Linked DNA regions of Homo sapiens: region 2 is linked to region 1. The links are chromatin contacts, found by Hi-C or POLR2A ChIA-PET in ENCODE. All regions are on one chromosome and are shown on one strand. Each heading gives the region's core, a stretch centred on a gene start or an enhancer-like site at or near the end of the contact. The rest is flanking DNA. Distances are from core to core; before and after follow the strand shown. Region 1 holds the start of BDH1 (3-hydroxybutyrate dehydrogenase 1). Region 2 overlaps LRCH3 (leucine rich repeats and calponin homology domain containing 3).

Region 1 (5,084 bases), core at 1,752-4,251:
TTTGTGGATGCAAAGTCCAATCAGAGTTTGAGGCACTACTTTCTAGGAGAGGTTCTCGGGAGGGACAGCTTGACTAATACAATGGAGATCCATGAAGATACGTGAGGTCTCTTGCTGCTAGAGAGCGGTGCCAGTGTTGTGAGACAAGGCTTCAAAAACAGCTTCAAGGCTTCCAGAGAGTGGCCTCGCCACATCCTAAGCTCTCCAAGCGTCTGTCAAAATCCTGGGTTTCTATGTGTTTGGAGTCCAGTGGTTGAGGTCAGTAGCTCCCATGCGGGGTCTGATAAGGTGTGACATGACATTCCCTTGGCTAGGGAGAGTTCCCTGCATGTTCTAATCACAGTAAAACAATATCACTCTCACAGAAAAGTGAAAGTGTTCGGAATCATTTAAAGCTACATAACAAAATCCCAAGGAATTGGAGGGGAGGGCTGGGAAGAGTCAAATAGGGAAGGAGGGAAAGAGAATGGCATCCAAGGGTGTATTCGTGAGTTGATCAAGTCGGTCACTACTATGGGCAAACAGAATGCTATCATTTTAGGAGCTGCATAGAACATATCTCAGAATTGCCCACTGGAAGACTGGAAGAGCAGAGTATTTTTCCTGCAGTTCCTGCCTGCCCTTTGGTCAAAGTTTGTCCTTTGAGGTGTTCCTTTGCACTTCCAGGTTTACTCATGTGTCAGAGTGGACAGCGGATTCCTGCAAGGGTCCCAGGTTGCAGTGCCAGAGACGCAGAATACCAGGTGCAGCTGAGGCAAGGTGCTCTCAGGTTACACCTGTTCATACCTGGTTGTCACAGCAAAGCTGGGCTGGGAAGATGTAAGGCCAGATGTGTAATACAACCTCAGAAAGGTCAAATGTCCTTTTCTGTCTTATGCAAATAGGACTACAATTCAGTTTAATTCTCAGAGTCAGGATCTATGTTTTTTCCCTTGGGGTAAAGAAGAATTCTTCCTTTAACTACTTTTCTAGCAAAGCATAATCCTCAAGGCGTAATTTTAGTATAGTGATTTATTTTTAACCCTGTGGTACTATATGCCTAATGTTCTGAAACACCGTCACTGGAGCAAATCCAGGCTTGAGTCTATCTGTGAAACGGGAACAGAAAACTAAGTGCATCCTCCCTTCCTGATTCTCCCAGTCTTCAAGGCTGTATGTGCCAGGAGCTGGGGATAAAGGAGATAGCCTTAGCTCTCCAGAAGCTCACAGAATGGACAGACAGAGCCAACAGTTTTATTTGTTTGTTTGTTTTTTGAGACAGTCTCCCACTGTTGCCCAGGCTGGAATGCAGTGGCACCATCTCAGCTCACTGCAACCTCTGCCTCCCAGGCTTAAGCAATTCTTCTGCCTCAGCCTCCCACCTAGCTGGGATTACAAGCATCCACTACGAAGGGCAGGGTTTCACCACATTGGCCAGGCTGGTCTCAAACTCCTGGCCTAAAGTGATCCACCCGCCTCAGCCTCCTACAGTGCTGGGATTATAGGCGTGAGCCACCGCACCCGGTCTACAGTTTTCTTTAAATCTTCATCATGCCAGTACTTCCCTCCTCCTGTTTTCATCTTCCTGTATTTGCAAGTTTCATTCATTCTCTTCATTCTATTCATTCCTTCTCTGTACTTTACCTAAACATAGTTGTGAACCCCCAAAATCTGAGCCAGATCAATTTAGGAAGTTTATTTTCCCAAAGTTAAGAATGCACGCAAGTGAAATGGCCTCAGGAAGTCCTGACATGTGCCTAAGGTGGTTGGGACACAGCTCGGTTTTATACATTTTAGGGAGACATGAGACATCAATCAACATATGTAAGATGAACATTGGCTCAGTCTGGAAAGGTGGGACAACTCGAAGCAAGGAGGGAGCCCCCAGGTTATAGGTAGATGAGAGACAAATGGTCGCATTCTTTCGAGTTTCTGATGAGCCTCTCCAAAGGGGGAATCAGATATGCATTTATCTCAGTGAGCAGGGGGTGATTTTGAGTAGAATGGGGGCAGGTTGGCCCTAAGCCGTTCCCAGCTTGACTTTCCCCTTTAGCCTAGTGATTTGGGGGCCCCAAGGTTTATTTTCCTTTCGCGTAGCTTCGCCACTAATGTGTCCTGGTGTCTTCTCTCCTCAGCCTGTTTCTCATCCTGGAAACTGAGGTGTGCTGGCGCAGGGCGATAGCGCAGTGGGGTGGGGTTGGGAGGAAACCCTTATCTGTGGCCGATGGCCCTCCGTTGTTCTATTATTAAAACTCTGGGAAACTGCTATTCTTAATTTATTTTTAAAGACCCTGAGAAGCAAATCTTTAATTTTTTTGTTTTTGTGAGACGGAGCACTCTGTCGCCCAGGCTAGAGTGCAATGGTGCAATCTCGGCTCACTGGAACCTCCGCCTCCTGGGTTCAAGCGATTCTCCTGCCTCAGCCTCCCGAGTAGCTGGGATTACAGGCGTGCGCCACCGCGCCCTGCTAACTTTTGTATTTTTAGTAGAGACTGGTTTTCACCATGTTGGCCAGGCTGGTCTCGAACTCCTGACCCCAAGTGATCCACCTGCCTCAGCCTCCCAAAGTGCTGGAATTACAGGCGTGAGCCACCGCCCCCGGCCTTTAAATAAATTCATCTGATCAAAAGAAATTTAAAAACCAACCAACCCTAATGAGCTCTAAAGACAGCAACACGCACAGGACCTGGAAAGAGCCTCTTCCTCACCGGAGTTTTCCTCACTTCAAGGAGCGGCGCCTTCACCCTCCGGCCTCAGCCCGCGAGGCTGCAACCCTTTCCGCACCTGGCTCCATCTCCCTGGCCCTCGCCCCCGCCCAGCGGTCGGGGAGCGAGAAGGCGGCGGGGGATCTGGCGCCCGGCTTAGGGGCGAGACGGCCGCACCGGGAGCCTAGCGATCAGGGCACCTTGGGCGGGAGGAGCGCCAGCCGGGCACCCAGCGCGGAGGAGGCGGCTCGGCGGCCCCCCGACAGCCACGCCGCCGTGAGCCCCGCCCAGCGTAGCCCCAGCGCGCGCTTCGCGTGTAGAAGCGTCCGGGTGGCGGAGGCCGCAGGCCGCAGGAGTGCTGGTGGAGGGGCTTCCAGAAAGACCCTGCGGCAGCGCCCCCCCTCGGCTCTCCCCGCAGGAGAGCGGGCACCTGCGCGGCGCCGGGTGAAGGCGAGAGCCTCGGCGAGCCCTCTGCAGCGGAGCCCCCTGCCCATTTGGTTTTGGGTAAGAGGAGGGGTCCGCGTCTCTGCAGCTCGGGCGGGATTCCCTGGCGCCCTCTACTCGGTTTGGTTCGGCCTCACGTGTTCCTTTAGCTCCGAAGCCGGGATACGGGTGGGGAAGGGGGGCTCGCGCCCTACAGGCCGAGCCCTGCGGCCGCAGCGGGGTAAGGGTAGGATGGCCGATCGCGCCCAGACCCCAGGGAGTCTCCCTCTCGGCTTTTCTGCCGGCGTCTCCAGCAGCATGATCTGGCATTTATTATTCGGAATAATGTGCCAGGCAGGAGGAGGCCCTGGGTTAAACACGCGGCCCTGCAGCTCCCAGGTGAAACGACTCATCGTTTCCTGCCGGCGCATCTTACTGAAGGGGACCCAGGCCCCACGAAGGGAAGGAACCGTCCTCAAGGTCACGTCGTAGTCAAAGGCCGAGCCCAGACCGAAGCCAGGTGTCCTGCCTTCTAGCCCCGGGCTCTAGGCCCTGTCCCCTTCCCGACCGAATCTCCCAGTCCCGTCCGCGTCCCTCCTCCTCCTCCTCCTCCGGGGTCCTCCGCAAGGCTCTGTTCCCGGGGTTTGGGGAGTCCTCCCTCCGCGCCACAGCGCCCTGGGGAAGAATGCTGGACAGCAGGCAGGCCACAGGGCCGGGGAAGGAGGAGGAGCCGCGGGGACAGGCTGGGGATGCCAGAGTGGTGGTGGGCCCGGGACTGGCCAGGGTGGGAGTCCAGGCGGCGCACCCGCGCGAGGACAAGGGGGCTTTGGCTGGGCGGTGCTGTCTCAACCAATGGGAAGCGTGGCTCTGGCCGAGCCCCCCTCTCTCCCCGCCCTCCGGCCGGCCGTTGGGGAGCGCTGCTCTGGGATTGGCTGCGCCGCCGTCTCGGGCGTTCTCGCGCTCTGCTTACGTGCTGACGCGCGCCTGATAGATACCCTGTGGGTTTGAGCGCTCCGGTCGGTCCCTAGCGGCCCAGGCGCCTTGGGCGTGCGTCCTGCGCGCGGCCGCCTCCAGGCTGCGCCCTTCTGGGGAAGTGTTTGGTGCTGCGCGCGGCGTCGAACTCCGCGTTTTTTTTTTTTCTTTTCCAGCCAGTCAGCCTGGAAATCTGCCTGTAGTCAGCTGATGCAGAGTCACCCTGCAGTTCCTACTTTGAGGGGTTGCAGAAGCACATATTTCACTATGGAGGGCCGCCTGCAGGCCTCGCGCTGACAGGATCTTTTGTGACGCTGCAAATGTCCTGGTCAGTGTCCTTCTTTCTACAAGAGGCGTTGGAGCCGGGCTCTGCATAGGGCGTATATATCCCTGGCCGCCAAGGAAGCTGACCCTTGAAATTTGTGAAGCTTTCATATTCACTCAATACACATTTACAGAGCCTCTACTTCCTGTCAGGCGTCACACAATAAATATTCGGAGGAGCAAGAAGAGAGTGATTCAACATTTGGGTCTTGTCTGTAGGGTGCTCACAGTCCGGGTGGGGATTGGTGGTAGGATGGGGGCTTGTGAATGTTTATAAACAGAAATCCCTCGAATACGACCCTGGCTAGGTAGGTGCAGTTACAGAGGCACAGAAGGGAGGAGATTGGGCGAAAGATTTTTGAATTAGGGGATTAGAAAAGGCTGCTCGGGAGAGTTATCTGAACCAGCTAGGACTTGGTCAGATGCAGTCAGTTTGGTATAGGATGAGCAAGGCTCGAAAATTGGAAAGTACAGGGCTTGTTGAGGGATGGTGTAGCAAACGGTTGAATGAGTAGAGGAGAAAAGTATAGTTGGAGATACGGTTTGGAGGAGCCAGGTGAGGACTCGGGGGCTCAGCTTGTGTCCTCGGGTTTGAAATGCAGTAAGCACTTGTGAATAGAAAGGCTGCTTAATCATTTGCACTACTGTCATTTGTTACACCTAGACCAAACATCTTGGAAA
Region 2 (5,084 bases), core at 401-2,900, 290 kb before region 1:
CTAGCACTTTCATTATAAGCTGCCTTATTTTCTGTTTTATTTGTGTTTATTTCCCTGATAAGGTCTAAGCTGTGCCTGGTGGGCAGGGCTTGTATTTTATGCATCTTTATATTCCTTGTACAACCAGCATTCCATAAAGGTCTATCAAGTCAAATGGACGAACCAAGTTAGGCTTTCAGAAGTCTAGGTTTGCCTCCTGATTAAGAAAACAAATGTACTATAAATGACCACATTGCTTAATCTTCCTAGACCTACAGCTTCCTCATCTGTGAAACCTGAACACCTCCAAATGACCTATTAAGAATAAACCAATAAAGTATTTCCGTTAGTTTCAAGAGAACTATATAAAAAAGTTTGTATGTAGTAACAAATCAAGCAGGGACTTAAGGGAAAGAGAAATGGTTAGACAAATTAGGAGATATAGTATGTATAGTATTAGATGACTTGTGTGAAAATACAATGACAGAGATAAAGGAGGACAAGAGAACATGGCCATTAGTACATTAACAATTCTTATGAGGGTTGAAAAGGCACAAAAAGAAGAAACATCTCAGGGCAGACAAGGTTTTGAGGGAGGGAGGTACCTTTGTGAACTTCTGCTTGTAGGAATATTAATTTTAGTATTTTTGCTATTGGTCAAAAGATTTGCCTACTTTTTTTTTTTTTTTTTTTTTTTTTGAGGTGGAGTCTCACTCTGTCAACCAGGCTGCATGAAGTGCAGTGGTACGATCTCAGCTCACTGCAACCTCCGTTTCCTAGGCTCAGACAATTCCTCCACTTCAGCCTCCTGGTTAGCTGGGATTACAGGCATGCACCACCACGCCCAGCTAATTTTTTTATTTTTACTTGAGACAGGGTTTTGCCATGTTGGCCAGGCTGGTCTCAAACTCCTGACCTCAGGTGATCCACCCACCTTGGCCTCTCAAAGTGCCGGGACTACAGGCGTGAGCCACCACACCCGGCCAGATTTGCCTGCATTTTTATAGAAAACAAGAGACAAGGGAACTTGTTGGATGAAGAGGAATCAGGTGAGAAAGAGAGTTAAACGTCATTGCCAAGGGTCTGGTACATTCAGAAAAAAAGAGTTTATCAGGTAAAACAGTAAAACAGACATACGCATCGTACTTAAAGGAGATGGTCTCTAGTTAAAGTATGAAATACAGGAAAGTCTTTAGTGGACAAGAAAAATTCATTTAATCATTCAACAAATACTTATTGACCATTACTATGAGCTAAGACCTGCTAAGGTCTAGGGACACAGCAGTAAGTAAAACAGACATGGTTCTTACCTTCATGGAGTTTACAGATAAATGAGAGACAGATATTAAGTAAACAAAATTACAAATAATTAATTATGAAGAAAAAATGACGATTTCAGAACAAAAAGATAAGCAATACAGGTAAAATAAAATGACAACATTTCAGGCACTACTATAGAGGCTGCAAAACGTTAAGAAATATTAATGGCGTTGTTAATTGGATGTGTGTGGAGAGCAGAAAGGAACAAATCAAAGTTCCTGCAAAGGATTAAGCCTGTGAGGCTAGCAAACTTTTGTTATTTACAAAAGCGAGGAAGCTGGAGAGAGGTCTGAGTAACAGTTTGCATCTGCACGGGCCTTTTATGGTTCACACAGCACTTTCACTTTCATCTTACTGATCTTTACTATGACACTAGAAATTGAGGAAATGGCAGCTGGATAGTAAAGTGACATGTCCAATGACAGATTTACCGTTAACAAGATAATCACTTGTTCTGTCCTCATGCAGATAGACACAAGTAAAAGAGACACTCTATTTAGTCAAGATTCCTTACAGAGAGAAAAATGGTCGACATTTTAATGGACAATAAAAACCAACGGGCCTGACCAAACAAATAAGCACTTAGCCAGTCAGCAGCTTGAACAGCATCATTCAAACGACTCACTTTGACAAAGTCCAGGACAGCATCTCTCTGGATCTGCTTGGTCCTTATTTTCTCCTCCTCATACTGCAGGGCAGCAAGCTGAGCCTCTCTCCGAGTGCGCTCTACTAACTGCTCCCTTCTCTGATGAAGTTCCAGGTCTGTGTGTGACAGCTGGAACCAAAGCGTTATTGTGCATACAAAAGTAAAAATGAGGATCACGTTACCAATATTCCCTATCAATTTAGGGAACTACTGTTGACCCATGCAACTTTTGCTTTGAAGTCACCTAGCATTGCTTGAAATGTGTTTATTGGCTAATCTTTTCCCGTCTTTGCACGGTTCTTATATGTATTAGGTTGGTGCACCAAACTAATACTATAAAGCCATCATGAAGGTAAAGATTTTCTATCTAGTGTCTAAAAACACTGTTAGCAAGTATCACGTACATATGTTATATTAATCGATTGAGACAGCTAGTAATGCTTAAATATACCTGGCAATTAATGGCAATTTAAGTATTATAAAAGAAAAAAAATCATCTTAGTTTAAAAAGCAAAAATAAACACAACTACTAAACATTACCTGATTGTGACTTGCTGATAGTGACAGGAGGGAAGATGGCTCAGCTGGAACCCTGACCCAAAAAAGAAAAAAGAAAGAAAAAAACTCTTTGATAAAAAGACAAACAGATACATAAAAAACAAATGAAATTTTTATTGTAAATGTAGCTTTCTATTAATCAGTAGCAAACTGCCTAGTTAGCATTGAAGGAGTAGCTGCATTTTGTAAACCTAAGTCCAAGTCATTAAGTGAAACCAGAGGAAAATCTGATGCCTCCAACTCACGTTTCATGTGGTATCAACTGTCTATGTCAGCCAATACCAACAATACAGTTAATTGAGATCACCTTGCAAACAGCATCATTTCTTTATAACACAAATAACTATTATCTTCGTTACCACCATGATTAAAACACGATACATGTAAACTGAGATCCTTTTACATACAGTCATTTTTATCAACTACAGAACCTCGTAACTGTACTTATAAAGCACACCTGCTCTTATTTTCAATCGATGAAGCAATTTTAACACAGAAATAAAGATTCTGGTTTTTTTATTTTTAAGAAAAATACAAAGCCCTTTTTAATGCTTAAAAAAACAAAAAAAAAGTAGTACTTCCTTCTCACTGCTATCAGTGTTAATTCTTATAGTTTACTATTTATCCTTTTCCTGAAACAGATTTCATTGCTCAAGTCTCTGTAACTCATCTTTGTGTCTGAAACTAAAACTGGCAAGATTAGTTACTGTCTGACGTTTAGGACGTGGCCTCCAAAACTATGATGATTAGCCTATCAGGCTGATCTACAGGCACTGAAATCAGTGTGCTAATTAGGGCAACCAAAAAAAACCCATCATCATGGCTCACTGCAGTCTTGACCTCCTGGGCTCCAGCCATCACGCCCAGCTGTCTTTGTTTTTTTTGTTTTTTTTTTTTTAATTTTTCTGTGGCAATGAGGGTCTTATTATGTTGCCCAGGCTGGTCTCAAACTCCTGCCCCTCAAGCCATCCTCCCACCTCAGCCTCCTAAAGTAATTGGATTACAGGCGTGTGAGCCACTGCGCCCAGCCGTTTTTTTTTTGTTTTTTTTTTTTTTTGTGGCCCAAGGTGGAGTGCAATGCCGTGATCATGGCTCACTGCAGATTCGACCTCCTGGCCTCAAGCGATAATATCGCCTCAGCCTTTCGAACAGCTGGCCTACAGGTGTGTGTCAACCAACCCAGGCTTATTTCTGCAGTTTTTGTAGAGACCGGGTTTTGCTAGGTTAACCCAGGTCGCTCTCAAACTCCTGAGCTTTCAAGTGATCCACCCACCGAGGCCTCCGAGTGCTGGGATTACGGGTGTGGGCCACCACGCCACGCCCTGATTACACATTTAGAGTAACAGGAATTAACTGCAACTTTCTCCCTAGATTACTAATTTCACTGTTAAAATTTCCCATAGCTTTTAGCGGCCATCTGTAGATGAACTGAAACAAAACATAGAAAGGACCAAATAAACCAACTCAAGTGTGTTTATGTGCCCTAACCTGAACACTAAACTTTAAAAATGCTTTTCAATTTTTGTTTTGTTTTGTTTTGAGACAGAGTCTTGCCCTGTCACCCAGGCTGGAGTGCAGTGGCACGATCTCGCTCACCACAACCTCCACCTCCCAGGTTCAAGAGATTCTTCTGCGTCAGCCTCCTGAGTAGCTGGGATTACAGGCATGCGCCACCACACTCGGCTAATTTTTGTATTTTTAGTAGAGACGGGGTTTCACCATGCTGGCCAGGCTGGTCTTGAACTCCTGACCTCAGGTGATCCACTCACCTCAGCCTCCCAAAGTGCTGGGATTACAGGTGTGAGCCACCATGCCCAGCCGCTTTTCAATTTTTTAATACACACTTTCTTTCTACTTTCTTAAGCACTTTCTAGTGCTTAAGAAATATTGCTTGAATGAATGACAGTAGCACCCTCCCCCGAAAAAGCATGGAATACTGAGACATAAAAAACAAAAATGCAGATAACATGTATGTATCTCCTTTAAATCTTCTTTCTACCTATGTTTCTTTCTTTCTTTCTTTTTTTTTTTTTTTTGACAGAGTCTCATCTCACTCTGTTGTCCAGGCTTGAATGCAGTGGTGCGATCTCAGCTGAGACCTCCACCTCCCAGAGTTAAGCAATCCTACCTCAGCTTCCCAAGCAGCTGGAACTACAGGTGTGCACCACCATGCCTGGCTAATTTTCATCTATTTTTGGTAGAGATGGGGTTTCGCCATGTTGCCCAGGCTGGTCTTGAACTCCTGGGCTCAAGCAAACCACCCACCTTAGCCTCTCAAAGTGCTGGGATTACAAGTACATAGATTCATTTACCCTCTTTTTACAATACTTCTCTAAAAAGCCAGTCAAACCCATTGTTTCCACTTTATCTCATTACTGTATTTTGCACCCAATCCAATCTGCGTCCCGTCCTTTCAGTTTCACTAAAACTTTCTTTCACCTCACAAGTCTGTCAATGATCTTGACATCCCCAAATCCAATAGCTATTTCTTAGTCCTCCCCTTATTAAACCTATCAGCAGGGCCGGGTGCAGTGGCTCCCGCCTGTAATCCCAGCACTTCTTTGGGAGGCCGAGGCGGGCG

Evidence for each region. A loop is a pair of places that touch in the nucleus more often than their neighbours do. ChIA-PET counts read pairs that join two places held with the same protein, here RNA polymerase II (POLR2A). Pooled maps may share reads with other maps.
Region 2: a loop to region 1 is called in a map with no recorded cell type, with 10 times the contacts of the local background. The contact joins the enhancer-like site here to the promoter of BDH1 in region 1. A Hi-C loop is called at or near these places in 2 of 37 single-sample maps with no recorded cell type and 5 of 50 pooled maps. POLR2A ChIA-PET finds 5 or more read pairs at or near these places in 1 of 52 experiments (WTC11).

The regions. Positions count from the first base shown.
Region 1 is chr3:197,553,885-197,558,968 of GRCh38, reverse strand. BDH1 (3-hydroxybutyrate dehydrogenase 1) reads left to right here and starts at 3,001. Exons shown (of 8, transcript NM_203314.3): 1 at 3,001-3,188; 2 at 4,256-4,407.
Region 2 is chr3:197,844,862-197,849,945 of GRCh38, reverse strand. LRCH3 (leucine rich repeats and calponin homology domain containing 3) reads right to left here. Exons shown (of 21, transcript NM_001365715.1): 11 at 2,486-2,537; 12 at 1,925-2,074. The region is part of intron 1 of LOC105374310 (a long non-coding RNA gene); the gene reads left to right. Among named protein-coding and RNA genes, the nearest start is that of LRCH3, 56 kb to the right of the region's middle. RefSeq lists an enhancer at 1,684-1,743. Within about 2 kb of position 1,650, at least 10 of the 41 ENCODE cell types and tissues checked have a DNase peak (open chromatin) inside an H3K27ac peak, as active enhancers do.